Regions from separate parts of the Homo sapiens genome. Here region 2 is linked to region 1. A link is an interaction called in ENCODE POLR2A ChIA-PET data of the cell type or tissue named here. Cell type or tissue: OCI-LY7. All regions are shown on one strand. Links, peaks and the distances in the headings refer to the core of each region. The heading gives the core; the rest is flanking DNA.

Region 1 (2,815 bases), core at 184-2,683:
AATGTGTATGTACTTGGCCAACTCAAAATAAAATGTTTGGAGCATGAATAGCCCCATATGATATATGCTGTTTGGTTGACATATGCTTGTATTTTAACAACCAACATTGTCCCTTTTATTTTTGCAAACAATATGATATGATCTGGTCCTCACTTTAATTTTACATGAAAGGTATAATGCATCTACGTAAATAAGAAAGCAAAGAAGTTTTCTAAATGCTTTAATTTTTTGTCACAAATATTTCTGCATCTCTCAGTCCCTTCTTGTTGGAAAAAGGAGGGCTAGTGATACATTTGTTAATGGCACTTTTAAAATGTGCTTTGGTATATAGAGGTAACAATGTACTTCTTAGGTATGTTAATAATAAATTAAGGTTATAATGGTTGCCATATTAGAGAAAATGAATAAGATTAGTCTCAGCAAAAATAAAAATTAGTTTGGAAGTAGATAAGCTAGAAATATCAAAACTGAAAAAAATAGCTTCCCAGATAGCGTTCTACTATGTGCAATTTTTTGAGGAATAATATTCAATTACAGAGTGTAATACCTTGCACAGCACTTGACATATAGTAGCTATTCAGCAAATGTTTGTTGAATTTTATTACTTTTTAAACAAATTACTGAGTAATCTTCCTTAGTAATCATTTCTGTAACTCAGATAAAAATAGAAATTTATAAGAGTTTTTATTTTTGTTACTTGTAAAAGTATATTTCCTAGAGAAAATATCAGCAGTGGTAGAGACCAGAAAAAGTAAGTGTGTGTGTTCTAAACAGTGATTCCAACTCAATGTGTTCAGAGAAAACACTTTGACCCTGTCTGTGTTTACAGTCCCTGCTGACAGTGTACTGTCGTATCCTCAGCCTTGTTCTATTTCTTTATTTTAGCTTTACAGAGATTAGGTCTCAAGTTATGAGAATCTCCATGGCTTTCAGGGGCTAAACTTTTCTGCCATTCTTTTGCTCTTACCGGGCTCAGAAGGACATGTCAGGTGGGATACGTGTTTCTCTTTCAGAGCTGAAGAAAGGGTCTGAGCTGCGGAATCAGTAGAGAAAGCCTTGGTCTCAGTGACTCCTTGGCTTTCAACCCACCTAGCCTCAGACAGCCAGGAGGCCTTTTTACCACTGGATACTGATGAGATGTTTTAGGTCCTTGCACTTTGCAAAACTCCTTTCTCCCAGTGGGATATTATTAGGACATAGCCAGGCTAGAAAGGCCGTGGGAAGCTTTGGAGGTAGGAGGATAGGATCCAGACAGGGTTACAATAAGGAGAAGGGCATTCTCTTTGGTGCACTCCATAGTCCAATGGCAGTCCTGAGCTGATTCCAGTTAGGAACCAAGGGTGGACTTTCTTCTTTGGTTCTTTGGCCCTTTTGATTTCCCCAGCTGGGGCAGGGTAAGGAGCATGAAAGAAACCAGCCTCAGGTGTGTCTCCTCATTTCTGTCTCATCTAAACTTCAGCTTCCAGGCATCGCACGGTAGTTTTGCTTGGACTCTTGGACTCTTCTGGGTTTTTATCAGTTTTCTTTGATTCCTCATTAGGGTTGCTATCATTGGCCTTCTCCTCCTTTACTACTTTGGTTTCGATCATTTCCTTCTGCTGATTCTTGTTTGTAAAAGGGAAGGCCTTCACATACCTTTAGGCAGAAACATGAAATTAAAGTGAGAGACTCTCACACATAACGATAGATAACACTTTTTGGCCATGGTACATATTGGCACAGTACACTGGATACCTTTATTTCAGAGTGATGCCAGCACATGCATGCTCTAATACATTAAGACATCACCACCTTAATGGATTCATTTAAATTGGACAATATGTTTGCAGGCCAGACTTTAGGCTGACCACATAACTCTTCCAACAAAAACAAAGAACCAAAAATCAAATAAAGCATATAAATTTTCCCCAGATGTCAATTTTTTTTAATTTCTTGATTTTCAAAGGACAGTCATTGACTGATGGCTGGACGACATGCATGTCCTGAAATAGAAAAGATTGGGCTGAAGGGAAAGAGATGAGATGAGGGAGAAATTTATATCAGAGGACTGCTATCTCCATTTTGATCAGCAAAATGCCAACAGTGACCCTGAAAAAGCACAGGATAGAAACATGACAAAGATTACAAGACTAGCAGTGCACCAACAACCCTACCTTTTGACATAGCAAAATCCAAGACCAGCTGCAGCACCAAAGAAGAGGAGAGCAAGCACTAGCAGAGCCGTGGGGACACCTGCAAGGAACAGAGACAAGGCCTGTTGGTCCTTCACTTAAACATTGTGTGTAATGCTCATTGCATGATCCAGGTGATTGAGACAGTAGACAGTACAGGAGAAAAACCTTCTCTGTAGCCCTTTATGATATTGGGCCCACACCAGCTTCTTTGCTTCATGCTTGTAGAATCATTGGCCTTGCTTCTCACACTCTCAATTCTATCAGTTGCAATATGACAGAGTTCATTTCTCCTCCATGGCCTTGAGACCTACTCTAGTCAACAAGCCTGCCTGAGAAAGAGATGACTAGAATAAAGTCATAGGCCTTTAGGGTATATATTTTAAAAAGAACTTATGCATAGGAACAGATAGTGATTTATTTTTAAAAGTCTTGAGTTTTCAACAGTGAAATTCTTTTATACTTACACTTTTTAGCTTAATCACTAAGGTTCTTTACAGCTCTCAGATTCTATGACTTCATGAAAGTTGAGTTTGTGTTAAGCTTTTATTAGTATTTGACAGGTCCTGAGCGCCTCATCTAAAGACAGGCAGGATTCTATGAATTATCTGTTATACATGAACATACATACACACGTAACATAG
Region 2 (2,815 bases), core at 112-2,611, 100 kb before region 1:
CCCATTGCCAAGGGAGCCTGGTTGGGGGTGTCTGGGTCAGGCCTGTGTGTGTCTGAGGGCATGAAGGAGGTAGGAAGGTGCTGCTGGTGGTGGATGGCTTCTGTCCAGGGTAGGAGCTAACACAGAGATAGGTCTGAATGGTGAAACTCCCTTTGGCCTGGCCTCTCAATAGTGTGGGTTAGGCTGATCTTGAACTCTTAGCCTCAAGTGATCCTTCCTCCTCAGCCTCCCAAATTGCCTGGACAACATGGCAAAACCTCATCTCTAAAAAAAAAAAAAAAAAAAAAAATTAGCCAGGTATGGTGATGCTCCCTCCCTCCCTCCCTTCGGCAATTAAGGAGGGAGCCCTAATTGCCAAAACCTGCCAGAAAAAGAAGTTTGTTTTCCTATTTTTCTCTCTTTTCATAGAGTCTTAAGTCTACTCATTTTCTTTCTATTCTCTTTGTATTTGTTAAAAATGGCATTATAATAGCATTCATCATCAAAATAAAATATCCTCTCACACACAGGCAGCCCTGCCACCTGGTCATTTTGACTGCGTGAATCTCTTGCAGGTCTTGCCCATAAAGGGATGCATTTTCCTTTCACTGTAAATAAAGCATGGGTATGGTTCTATGTATTAATTTTTTCATTTACTGTATTTTTATTTTTTTATGTGATTGCACCATCCTCATAATCATAATTCTGATTACTTAACATCTTTTTCAAGTGAGTATGCTCTAATTTAGGCATTTTAAAGCTATTTATGTAAATAATGCAGGTAAATATCCTTGTGCTTTTCATTCTTAGGATTCTTTTTTTGAAAGAAATTTGTAGAAGTAAAGTTGCTTAGTCAAATGGTATGGTGCTTTATGGCATTTGCGGCCTTTTGCCTGGGCTGTTGGGTTGCATATCTTCTTCTGAGATGCGATGTGAGGTTTTGGGATGGTGCCCTTGATTGGTGGCCTTGGAATAAGGGGGGAGGTGAGGATCCAGTTTCGTTTCAGCCTGATGGAGCCTCCTGGGTCTGGTTCTTTGTGCTGTTCCAGACTTTCTCTCCCCTGTCACCTCCTTTGATGGCCTCCAGCTTCCCCCCTCTCTGCTATCAAGACATGGAAATCCCCACAGGCAGCTCTGTTCCTCTTCCTTTTTGCAGAGGCCAGGCCTCGCTGTCTTGATGTCTGCTCCCCAGACAGTTGTGTGTTGACAGGCTGTTCCCCACCAGCTCCCTCCCACTCCTCTCATCAGGGAGTGGCAGGTCCTTGGGTCTCAGAGTTAAGGGAGCCACAGACCTCACTCTGATTGCCTGTTGCTAGCCTGCTTTCTTCCTTCCTGTCTGTGTCATGACTTAGTCCCACATGCCACTCAGACTCAGAGCAGCAAGCCCTCCTCAGGCACCGGAAATCTCTCTGGTACCTAGAATTATGCCACTTAGAGCTGAGAGGGCCTTAGAGACCACTTAGTTCAATCCCTTTATCTCACAGATGAGAACATTGTGAGGCCGGAGAATGACTGTCCCAAGATGGCCTAGTGTGTTCCCCTCCCCTGTAGCTGCACTTCTCCCTGCTGGACAGCAGCAGGGCTCTGTCTCATCTCCATTCTTGTCTGTCTGGTCCACAAAACCACTTCTCTCTTTAAACCAACTTTAAAGAAACTGTGGTCATAGGTAGATGGGAAACTCCTCTTCCAGAGCTGCTCCCAACGAGGGTGGCTTGTCGAAAAGGGTGCAGTATTAATCCATTCCACAAGTGTTATGCTGGGGACTGTGAGGAGCCCCTGCCCGGACACATACGTGGACAAAGAGAAGCAGCACAGCATGGTGGGTGAGGGGACAGAGGCAGGAACCAGGTGCCTGGGTTCAGATCCCTGAGCTGAGGATCAGAGAGGAAAGGGATGAGAGAGAAAGGCTGAGAACAGCACAAATCTCTGCTGACTTATTAAAAGTGTGACCCTGGGCATGTTAGCTCTCTATGCCTTCATTTTCTCATCTGTCAAGTGGGAATAATAAGATTAACTGAGTTAATAAGTATGAAGTTCTTTGCAGAGTATATATATGTATGTATACATATATAAAATATATATTATATATAATATATATTATATATAATATATATTTTATATATATATATATATTTTATTTTTAAAATTGAGACGAGGTCTCACCCTGTCTCCCAGGCTGGAGTGCAGTAGTACGATCATAACTCACTGCAGCCTCAACCTCCCTGGCTCAAGAGATCCTCCTGCCTCAGCCTCCCTAGCAGCTGGGATTACAGGCATGCATCACCATACCTGGCTAATTCTTTAAATCTTTTTTAGGGATGAGGTTTTGCCATGTTGTCCAGGCTGGTCTCAAACTTCTGGGCTCAAGCAGTCCTCTTGCCTTGACCTCCCAAAGTGCTGGTATTACAGGCGTGAGCCACCACACCCGGCCCCAGAGTATACTTTTTTTTTTTTTTTGAGGCAGAGTCCCACTCTGTTACCCAGGTTGGAGTGAAGTGGCTCAATCTTGGCTCATTGCAACCTTCACCTCCTAGGTTTAAGCAATTCTCTTGCCTCAGCCTCCTGAGCAGCTGGGATTACAGGTGCCTGCCACCACGCCTGGCTAATTTTTTTGTATTTTTAGTAGAGACGTGGTTTTGCCATGTTGGCCAGGATGGTCTCAAACTCCTGACCTCAGGTGATCTGCCCGCCTCAGCCTCCCAAAATGCTAGGATTACAGGCGTGAGCCAATGCGCCTGGCCAGAGTGTACATATTAAGTGCTATACAAGTAATTGCAAAAAAGGAAAGAAATAAGGAAATGAAGAAAGCAAGCAAGCAAGAATGAAACCCAACCAA

Evidence for each region. ChIA-PET counts read pairs that join two places held together with the same protein. Peaks named below come from ENCODE experiments on the same cell type or tissue, not always from the same donor. Only the 100,000 strongest peaks of a DNase experiment are listed, where the experiment ranks them.
Region 2: POLR2A ChIA-PET joins it to region 1 with 5 read pairs; 19 of 35 experiments call an interaction of 5 or more read pairs at or near these places.

Annotation. Positions count from the first base shown.
Region 1 is chr11:10,557,663-10,560,477 of GRCh38, forward strand. LYVE1 (lymphatic vessel endothelial hyaluronan receptor 1) reads right to left here. Exons shown (of 6, transcript NM_006691.4): 5 at 2,154-2,232; 6 at 1-1,635. The coding sequence ends at 1,449. The region is part of intron 1 of IRAG1-AS1 (IRAG1 antisense RNA 1); the gene reads left to right. Among named protein-coding and RNA genes, the nearest start is that of LYVE1, 9.6 kb to the right of the region's middle. In OCI-LY7, for the core only: no CTCF peak of the experiment used is centred there; no DNase peak of the experiment used is centred there.
Region 2 is chr11:10,457,989-10,460,803 of GRCh38, forward strand. The region is part of intron 1 of AMPD3 (adenosine monophosphate deaminase 3); the gene reads left to right. Among named protein-coding and RNA genes, the nearest start is that of AMPD3, 4.1 kb to the left of the region's middle. RefSeq lists an enhancer at 1,000-1,129. In OCI-LY7, for the core only: no CTCF peak of the experiment used is centred there; a DNase peak (open chromatin) is centred at 1,333; H3K4me3 peaks cover 2,287 bases; H3K27ac peaks cover 2,386 bases.